Linked DNA regions of Homo sapiens: region 2 is linked to region 1. Evidence: chromatin loops called from intact Hi-C (ENCODE). Cell type or tissue: B cell. All regions are shown on one strand. Links, peaks and the distances in the headings refer to the core of each region. The heading gives the core; the rest is flanking DNA. Region 1 overlaps SIDT1 (SID1 transmembrane family member 1). Region 2 overlaps NEPRO-AS1 (NEPRO antisense RNA 1).

Region 1 (5,387 bases), core at 228-5,227:
GGCACTTTATAAATCTGTAAGTACTACAGACATTGCAAACTTGGTCTTCATTGCATGTTGTATTACGACGCTGGTCCCAGTGGATGCTTAACGCGGTCAAAAGCCTTGAGTAGTTCATCTTCTCATCTTTCTCATAATCTCCATCCATCAACAAATACCCAAGCTGAGTGTCATTACATCCAGTCCATAGATAACAGAGCCGAAGCCTAGGAAATTAGTGGTATATCTGAGGCACAGAACAGGAAGAAGTCTTAGCATTCCATCAGAACAGTTACCACAATAGATTTTAGAACATTTCTGTCACTCCGGAAAGAAACCTCATATGCATCAGCATTCACTCCTCATTTCTCGCTAACCCCTTACCCCTAAGCAACTACTAAATCTACCTTTTGTCTCTGTATATTTGCTTATTCTGGACATTTCATGTAAATGGAATCACACAATACACGGCCTTTGTGTCTGGCTTCTTTCACTTAATGTGTCCTAGGTTCAAGCATGCTGTAACATACATAGTACTTCATGTCTATTCATTGCTGAAAAATATTCCGTTGTACTGATATATCACATTTTATCTACCTGCTCATCAGTTGATGGACAGTTGGATTGTTTCTATTTTTGTGTCATTATGAGTGATGCTGCTGTGAATATTTGTGTACAAGTTTTTTCCTTGAGGTAAAATATACATATAAAATTTACCATCGTTACCATTTTAAAATGTGCAGTTCAGTGGTCATAAATACATGTATATTCTTTGGTTTTTCCCCTCATCTCCCTCTCCCCCCACCCTTCCTGGACTCTGGTAACCACCAAACTATTCTCTGTCTTCACGGGATCCACTTTTCTAGCTGCCTCATATGAGTGAGAACATGCAATATTTGTCATTTTGTGCTTCACTTATTTCACTTAACATAATGGCCTCGAGTTCCATACGTGTTGCTGCAAATGGCAGGATTTTATTCTTTTTTATGGCTGAATAGTATTTTATTGTGTTTGTAGGTGTATGTACATTGTCTATGTAGATATGTGTATCATATTGTCTTTGTCCATACCTCTGTTGATGGGCACTTAGATCGATTCCATATTTTGCCTATTGTGAACAGTGCTGTAATAAACATGGGAGTGCAGATAACTCTTTGACATACTGATTTCTTTTCTTTTGGATATATATCAAGTAGTAGAATTGCTGGATCATATGGTAGCTCTATTTTTTTCTTTCTTTCTTTTTTTTGGGGGGGCGGGGGGACGGGGTCTCCCTCTGTCTCCCAGGCTGGAGTGCAATGGCGCAATCTCGGCTCACTGCAACCTCCACCTCCCAGGTTCAAGTGATTCTCCTGCCTCACCCTCCTGAGTAGCTGGGACTACAGGCGCCCACCACCGTGCCCAGCTAATTTTTTTGTATTTTTAGTAGAGACGGGGTTTCACCATGTTGGCCAGGCTGGTCTCAAACTCCTGACCTTAGGCGATCCACCTGCCTCTGCCTCCCATGGTCCTGGGATTACAGGTGTGAGCCACCACACCCGGCCATAGCTCTATTTTTAGTTTTTTGAGGAACTTCCAAACTGTTCTCCACAGTGGCTGTACTAATTTACATTCCCACCAACAGTGTGTGAGAGTTCCCTTTCCTCCACATCCTCGCCAGCATCTGTTATTGCCTGTCTTTTTGATACGAGCCTTTTTAACAGGGGTAAGATGATATCTCATTGTAGTTTTGATTTGCATTCTCTGATGATCAATGATGTTGAGCACCTTTTCATATGCCTGTTTGCCATTTGTATGTCTTCTTTTGAGAAATGTCTATTCAGATCTTTTGCCCATTTTTAAATTGGATTTTTTTTCCCTTACAGTTCTTTCAGCTCCTTATATATTCTGGTTATTAATTTCTTGTCAGATGGATAGTTTGCAAATATTTTCTCCCATTCTGTGGGTTGTCTCTTCACTTTGTTCGTCATTTCCTTTGCTGTGCAGAAGCTTCGTAGCTTGATGTAATCTCGCTTCTCTATTTTTGCTTTGGTTGCCTGTGCTTTTGAGGTCTTTGTGTACAGGTTTTTGTGTGGATGGATGTTTTCTTGGAAGCTAACTTTTCGAACCAGACATCTAGTAGCGTTTTTGTGGCTTTCTGGACGTTCAACTCTTTGAACAGTTGAACTGTGGGAATCTTGCCCATGTCCTGCCTCACCTTCCTCCAGGGAACTCCGGCCGAATCCCGGGAGAAGAACCGCGAGTGCATTCTGCTGGATTTCTTCGATGACCATGACATCTGGCACTTCCTCTCTGCTACTGCTCTGTTTTTCTCATTCTTGGTGAGTTCATATCTATCTTTTTGTGACTTTCTTCTCTCTTTACATCTTGTACTCTCTTTTTCTTCTGCTCTTCCTTACTTTTTTTTATATTCCTCTCTAATTTTACTTTCCATTTCCTCCTTGTAATTCAATGTACAGACCATCTTATTTCTTTCATAAATTTTATATCCTTTGGTTAGATCTTTAGTTTTTCTTTTACTCTTCAATATCTTTAGACACAGAGGGACAAAATTACTTTCCCTAAGTTGCACAGCACGTTTGTTCTGAATTGGTTATTAGACCCACATGCCCAGAATTCCCCCAGGAACCACTTTTAGCAATTCCGATAACATTGGGTTATTCCTTCTTATGCCATACTCACATTCCTCCTCCTCCTCCTCCTCCTCCAGTCTCCCTGAATATTTCACAAATATTTTACATATTCCTTAAGTGGCTTGGGGTAGCAGCCACGTGTCTGTTGCCTTCTGACCAGTCTGTCCCAAATCTCTCCTGTAGTTTCTCTATTTTTTTGCCCCAACCCTTTCTCAGAAGCCATGAGTATTTATATCAACCCTGGATTATAGTTCCATCCTTTAATCCTAACTTTGATTTTTCCCAATTAAAAGTCCATGGTGCCTGTAGGCAGGTTCAATTGACAATTAACAACCCTACTAGACTCCCGGGCTCCAGACCTACTAGATGCCCGGGCTCCACGCAAAGCGGGCTCAGGCAGGCCATATGACTTCAAGAGTGGAGCAGGGCTATCCTCTAGTGGCCAGTTTGGGAAGCTTGGCCAATCTGTATAAACAGTCCTTACGTCTTTTACTTTTGATCGTCACCTTCATGAGAGAGACAGAGACAGCAAAAGTGGAACTAAAGATTCCACGTGGGGCAGTAGTAGTCAAATGAACTAGAAATGGAGGAGGAGGGTACATTTCTTATATAGCAATACTCTATCCAACAGGACTTTATTCCTTTGACTCTTGACCTAAATGTCCCCTAAGTAATGACTTCCCAGGCCACCCTATCAAAATTTTTTACCTCCCCACACCTGATACTTCCTGTATTTCCTCCCTTATTTAACTTCTATCCTTAGCACTTATTACTATCTAACATGCTATATTTTACTCATGTATTTGTTTCACGTCTAAAGCCCTCTTTAGAATGTAAGCTACATGGAGAATAGGGATTTTTGTCTCTTTCATTACCAACTATATCTCCATAGCATCTGGAATAGCACATCATAAACCTTCATGAATATTTAATTGACAAATGAATTGTATAATTATAATAAGTGCCTATTAAGAGCAAAGGATTGCAGAGAGCTGCAGAAGGCATGAGAATGAGAGGGAACTAACAGTTTCCAGTCTGTGTGCATCTCAGAGAGAAAACAGGACTTAGTGTGACAGTGACTGTCCATTCCTTTCATTTCTCTGTCCCTCTCACTTCAGGTTTTGTTAACTTTGGATGATGACCTTGATGTGGTTCGGAGAGACCAGATCCCTGTCTTCTGAACCTCCAACATTAAGAGAGGGGAGGGAGCGATCAATCTTGGTGCTGTTTCACAAAAATTACAGTGACCACAGCAAAGTAACCACTGCCAGATGCTCCACTCACCCTCTGTAGAGCCAACTCTGCATTCACACAGGAAGGAGAGGGGCTGCGGGAGATTTAAACCTGCAAGAAAGGAGGCAGAAGGGGAGCCATGTTTTGAGGACAGACGCAAACCTGAGGAGCTGAGAAACACTTGCTCCTTCCATCTGCAGCTTTGGGAGTGCAACAGGGATAGGCACTGCATCCAAGTCAACTCACCATCTTGGGGTCCCTCCCACCCTCACGGAGACTTGCCAGCAATGGCAGAATGCTGCTGCACACTTCCCTCCAGTTGTCACCCTGCCCAGAAAGGCCAGCAGCTTGGACTTCCTGCCCAGAAACTGTGTTGGCCCCCTTCACACCTCTGCAACACCTGCTGCTCCAGCAAGAGGATGTGATTCTTTAGAATATGGCGGGGAGGTGACCCCAGGCCCTGCCCTACTGGGATAGATGTTTTAATGGCACCAGCTAGTCACCTCCCAGAAGAAACTCTGTATATTTCCCCCAGGTTTCTGATGCCATCAGAAGGGCTCAGGAGTGGGGTTTGTCACACATTCCTCTTAACAAGTAACTGTCACTGGGACCGAGTCCTGGGTGCTTACATATTCCTTCGTGTCTTCATCTCACTGACCTGTGTGGACCTCATCACTCTGACTCTGCCTTCTTGGAAAGGCCCTGTCACTCCACAGATGTCTGGCCAGCTTCAAGGCAGAAGGAAAAACAGGAAAAGCTCTTTTAACAGCAGCAGGAACAAGAGAAATGACTAACCATACTAAAAGACTGGTAACAGCAGCAGCAGCCAGACAGGCCTCACCTTAAGGACTTGGGCTGCCAGAGCAAATTCAGCAGAGCTTATTTGGCCTCCCATTCACACAGCTCAGTTCTGTGCCCACATCACCTTTGGGGAAGAAATCAGCATTCTAATCAGGGACACTACTTCAGGAGTCCTCCACAGCGAGTCCGTCATCTGTCACTTTATGTAGATCAGGGTTCTAGACTTCTTCCCTGAGGTTCTCAGAAGCAGCTCTCAGGATGAACGTATTGTCCTCTTCCCCTCTTCTTGCAAAGTGCACAGCTAATCTAATGTTGTCTCTCGGTTGCACCTGACATTCTCTCCCCAGTAAGGTGTTGGCAAGCTCAGCATCTGGGTTCCACTCTCACACTGTCTGGCAGCTCTGTGTCTGAGAAGTTCTACATTGACCAGGCCCCCTTGTTGCCTGGAGTATGACGTAATCAGAAAATAGACGTATAAATGTGCACATGCGTATGTATTTGCTTGTGAAATTAAAGTCACCTCTTGCCTCTGCTTTCCTGATCATTCGTTAGAGAAATGGATCAGGCATTTTTTTAAATTATTATTCTTTCTCTAAACTATTTGCATTGTGTTCAAAAACCCATTTTAGAAGTTTGAACAGCAAGCTTTTCCTGATTTTAAAAACACAAAGTTGCTTTCAATGAAATATTTTGTGATTTTTTTAAAGTCCCCAAATGTGTACTTAGCCTTCTGTTATTCCT
Region 2 (5,387 bases), core at 74-5,073, 490 kb before region 1:
AGCTGCAAATGACTTCCCCAGTTGGGAGTGCCTGCTTGTTTTTCCTTCTGCCTGGGCATGCTGATGTGCAGGCCACACTCACAGACTCACACGTCTGAGGAGATAGCCCAAGGGAGCCCTCGGTTTGTATATTTATATAGGATGTGTGTATAAGAATGTGTTCAAGTATCAAAATACATAGGTAACCATGGGTGAAAAGAGGAATTCTGTTGCAAGAATTTAAATATACTGTTTCTCGTACATTTATGTCTTCATTCATTCCTTTAACAGACACTTATTGAGCACCTGCTGTGAGAAGCACTGTGCTATTTGCTGGGAGACATGCTGAGATTTCTAAAAAAGTGGGCCTTTATTTCTCCCCCTTCAGAAGCTTTCCATCCAGTGGGGGCACTATCTGATCATTCATTAAAGCACACATGAGTCACCCACAATGAAAGATATTGTGGGATAAATGCTTTGGGAATGGTACCGAAGACAGGTGCTATAAGAACCCAGAGGAGTATGTGTTCACTTCGGGCTTAAAAGACATCAAAGAAGATCAGTGGAGGAGGGAGTGGTGTGCTAGAAATCATACAGCAAATATCCAGTGGCAAGAAAAGGCACAGCATATTGGGAGTTTCAAGAAGACTGGTTTACCTGGAGAGGATTCTCATGGTAAGGTGAATTGAAATAAAATTGGAAGCTAAGAGTCAGATTGTATAGGGCCTTGAATGCCAAGTTCAGTTGACTTACACACATATAGATGAGGAAGTGGGAGGGAGGTAGCTCCCAAGGTCTCAGAAATCCAGGTGATAGGACTGAAATTATAACATAAAATGGCTCTTTACTTTCAGAATTGTTTCTAGGCCAGTAAGTCATCAATACACCCTAAGAAAATAAATTCATATGGAATTTGCCAAAGTTGTAGAAAGGATACAATCTCTAAATAAAGGGTAGCCCTTTAAGTTGAATCCATTAAGAAAAGTTAAATTATGCTTATTTTTTTCACCATGACCTAGTAAAAATTCTGTCACAACCATTGATACAGCTAAATCCCCTTTATTCCAACTCCAAGCTCCTCAAGGAACCTTGTGAATATCAGATGGAGCTATAGGAGAAGACATAAGAGGCCCCCTTAGTGCATTAGCTGCTACCCTGGTCTTGCACTTTGGTCTCTTGAGAGCCTTGCTAGCATGAATAAGCGTCCTCAAATGGGATCAGCTCTTGGGACACTGGCTAAGTTACATTTCTTTTTTCTTTTTTTTTTTTTTAAGAGACAGGGAGTCACTATGTTGCCCAGGCTGGTCTCAAACTCCTGGGCTCTAGCAATATTCCCATCTCATCCTCCCAAAATTCTGGGATTACAGACATGAGCCACCATGCCTGGCTCAACCAAGTCACATTTTTGAATCTTCAAGTTAAAGACTAAAAACCCTGGACTTGCCTTTGTGAATCCACCAAATGGCTCTTTCCAGACTCTGATTGGGGCAGCTTACCAGCTTTCCCTCTGGGCCTCCTTAAAAAGCACCCAATCATTCAAAATACACACAGTTCTGGGTGATGGAAAAGTTTAATTAATAGACTTATGTGGCTTGCATATGTAAATCACCAAGAAGTAAATATAATTAAAAACTTTACAATAAAAAACTTTAAATATTCATACATTTTTTGATGATTCAAGAACTACATTACCAAAAGACATAACCAGAATATATCAGAACTCTCAAAACGCAACAGAAAACAAATAAACCAATGTAAAAAAATGGGTAATTAAACAGGCACTTAACATAAAAGGATAGCTAGATGATAGTAAGTACACAAAAAGTTTTCAACAATTATTCATTATTAGGGAAATGTCCGTTAAAACTACAATGTGTTACCATTATATATAAAATTAAAAATACTGACAATACCAAGTGCTGACAAGGATGCGGAGCAACTGGAAATCTCATGCATTGCACATGTGAATGCAAAGTAGTAAAGCGACTCTGGACAATGGCTTGGCAATTCCTTAAAACGTTAAACATACACAATGACCCAATAATCCCATCCCTCAGGTTTTTACTGTAGAGAAATGAAAGCTTATGCTCACACAAAAACCTGTACATGCATGTTTATAGCAGCTCTAGTCAGAATCACCAAAAACTTGAAACCAACCACCCAACTATTCTTAAATAAGTAAATGGGTAACAAAACCACATCAGAATCTTACAGTATTTTGGGGGAACATAATGACCAATTAGCATCATGAAGTGGTACCATAGAAGGAAAATGGTCATATTTTTTCCTTCTGCTTATTAAAATTCCAGATAAAGTGAGGGTTCCAGATAAAGTAGGCTCCTTATGTTTATAAGAAAATGTGTAAACATTAGCCACACTGTGAGTTATGAGTGTTTGTGTTGCAGCTAAATGCACAAGTATTGAGCATGGAATGCAGGTTTTGAAAGAGCAGAAGAATAAAGCATATGAGTGGGAGAAGGAAGAGAAAGGCTGCATGCAGAATAAATAAAAGCATCTCTGTTCATCAGTGTTGACTTCAACCTCAGAACCAAAATGAAGCAACTGTATGCATGAGTATATATATGTGTGTGGTCCATGTTCATTTGGAGGGTCAAAAGCCTTTGATTAAAATTTTTTAAATTAAGACTCAGAATCATTCAGTGTTTTTAAAAACTGATCTCCTTAAGGAGAAGAATCCTATGTTTTGATGGACATGAGAATAGACAAACTTAAAGAATTGGGAGAGCAGGAGGCCCTGCCAGAGGAAGGCCTGTCTAAATCCACATACCAGTGCAAGCTGTCTTCGGCTGTCCTACGTACTAAGGGACATAGCTCAGCACAGCCAGTCCCTGTGATGCATCAGCCACTGCATCCGTAAACCAGTGACCACTTCTGAAGCAGCAGAAGTTATTTTGCTGCAAATCTATCTCCAAGATCCAAAATGTGTTTAATCGGGGTGAGCCATTAACTGAATTAAATGAGACATATGTTTACCAGCAGGTGGCAACAGAGGTAATGGTGTCTCCCAAAACGTTAAACTTGCATTATTTTATACGCCAGAAATGGGAATCTTCAAAACTTGATTGGGTCCCAACTTAACTTCACTCTATCTTACATTTGCATTCTGAGATGAAATTATTCAAGCCAAGATATTGTAACCAGAAACATAAATTTTTCTTTTATTAAGCTGATATTGTGCTTCATTTTCTAAGGGTGGCTCCTCCAGGAGTTTGATATTTTTAATTGAAAAATTGGAAAAATAAAACATTATTTATAGCCTCATGAGTTAGACTTATTTGTGGTCAAGGGAGGCTTTTAAAAGGTGAAATAAACACTATTTTCAAATACAGCTGCCTGACATTTAATAGTGGAACGCATATTCTCTTGTGAACAAAGACGAAGCAATTCGACCACTTTTGAATGTCAAAGACATACTAGGTTCCTAACTGACTCTCTTAAACCTTTGTTAATTCTTTTCACATATGAGAAAACCCTTAGGTTTCAATGGAAAAAATAAACATTTTATTCTCACATGATTTCAAAGACTATTGTAACAGGATAGTTTGCTCTAAAGCTCGTGTCCCAGATGGAAGGCATTGTTGCAAGAACATTTTACCCGACTGTCCTGATCCTAGAACTTGTAGAATGCCTGTACTTCTTTCTGTTTCACCAAACTTCCCTGATTGTCTGGCTCCTCTCTTTCGGCATAGGTTCCTGGGCTCCCGTCTAACTCTTAGTCTCATTTCCCATGGTCCCTCTCTTTTCCTGTGGTTTATCACTCCTTTCATTTCCCACAATCTCTCTCTCATAACTGGACTTGGAATACATAATTTAGAAAAATATATACGTAGAAAATAAAAATGTTATTTAGAAAAATAAAACTATTTCTTGCTATATTTTATGATCTTAAATTTAAAGGCTTGTTCAGTTCCATATTTCTAAAAACTAGAAATAATTTACTTGCCAATTATTTAACTTAATTTTTAAATAAGTATGCACATTCATGTGATTCAAAATTTGAAATGTGCAAAAGGGTAGTAAAAAATGTCCCTTCTACTCTTTCTTCTAGCCAGTAGCAACCAATGCTTCAAGTTTCTGATGAATATTTCCAGAGAGATGCATATACCAGCAATTACATATATGTGCAGGGGTGTGTGTATATATATATACATATATATGTGTATATATGTATATATACACACATGCACATATATAAGTGCATATGTGCATATATATGTGTGTGTGTGTGTGTGTGTGTGTGTGTGGATATTCTTTATCTTTCCTGATTCTTACACAAAGGACAAATGATAGCATACGTTACACAAAAGCACCTTGCTTTTTTTTTTTACTTAGCTATTATACATAGCTTGGCAATTATTCCCTATCAATCCAGAGAGAGCTTTCTCTTCCCTTTTTCATAGCCACAGAGTATTGCACTGTACAGATAGTCCATAATTTATTTCAATCTGACCACTACACATACCACTTTGTTTGTTATTAGTTAAATAATTTCTGCTTTTAGTTTCTACTTTCTTTAGGTTTATTATTATCATTCAGTTCTTTTTATTAATTCTTTGAGTCAGATGTTACTTCTTTCATTATCAGTCTTTTTATTATTCTACATATGGAAGACTATGAATTTTCCTCTGAGCACTGCTTTAAATTGCACTCCTTAGGTTCTAGTATATAGTTATTTCTAAATTAGTTTTTGGCACAGAATTGGATTAATCATCATCCTTAATTTATGTTACACTCTCATCATTGGTAAATGCATAGCCATCTTTTGTTTAGTTCTTCCATTTTTTAACATAATTTTTAAAATATGGGCCCATCACCCAATGCGTCTTGACAATAAACTCCATCTACCTATATTGCCCCTCCCATTCCCTCCCTCTGCTTCTGTCCATACTACTCCTCCAACCACCAGAGATAAAGATCATGCTGAATTCTTTTTCATTTCCTTGCTTTCTTTTTCATATAGCTTCATAGCTTCTATCTTCTATCTTTCCTTAAAACATATTTTTATTTTAAATTTAAACATTTTCTTATTTTCTGAATATTAGGTTTGATTTTGATTTTCTTTATGATCCAAGAGTTGCTTTAAAAAGAGTTTTGGGGTTTTTTTCCCAGATATTAGAATATCTTGTTGTTTTATTATTTTGTTTTATTATTAAGATCGGGCTATATTACATCATGAACAGAAAATGCCTTCTGCACTATTTTTACATTTTGGAATTTCTTGGTGTTTTTCTTTGTGTTAAAATGTGATCACTTGGGATATGCCATAGGATGCTCTGTATCCACCTGTCTGTCTCTCCAATTTTGGGGCCAGTGATTGCCCTGTGGCCTCACTTCTCTGACAGATCTAAGAAGAGTTGCTGATTTTGTATTTTGTTTGGCTTTTTAAA

The links. Peaks named below come from ENCODE experiments on the same cell type or tissue, not always from the same donor. Only the 100,000 strongest peaks of a DNase experiment are listed, where the experiment ranks them.
Region 2: it touches region 1 in a loop (5-fold over the local background); 11 of 110 quality-filtered maps call a loop at or near these places.

Annotation. Positions count from the first base shown.
Region 1 is chr3:113,623,916-113,629,302 of GRCh38, forward strand. It overlaps SIDT1 (SID1 transmembrane family member 1), which reads left to right. Exons shown (of 25, transcript NM_017699.3): 24 at 2,187-2,300; 25 at 3,731-5,387. The coding sequence ends at 3,793. Among named protein-coding and RNA genes, the nearest start is that of MIR4446, 32 kb to the left of the region's middle. RefSeq lists a silencer at 3,039-3,138. In B cell, for the core only: a CTCF peak has its summit at 3,037 (motif pointing left); DNase peaks (open chromatin) are centred at 2,026 and 3,066; H3K4me3 peaks cover 1,871 bases; H3K27ac peaks cover 4,235 bases.
Region 2 is chr3:113,133,294-113,138,680 of GRCh38, forward strand. The region is part of intron 1 of NEPRO-AS1 (NEPRO antisense RNA 1); the gene reads left to right. Among named protein-coding and RNA genes, the nearest start is that of LOLI1, 32 kb to the left of the region's middle. In B cell, for the core only: a CTCF peak has its summit at 3,017 (motif pointing right); no DNase peak of the experiment used is centred there.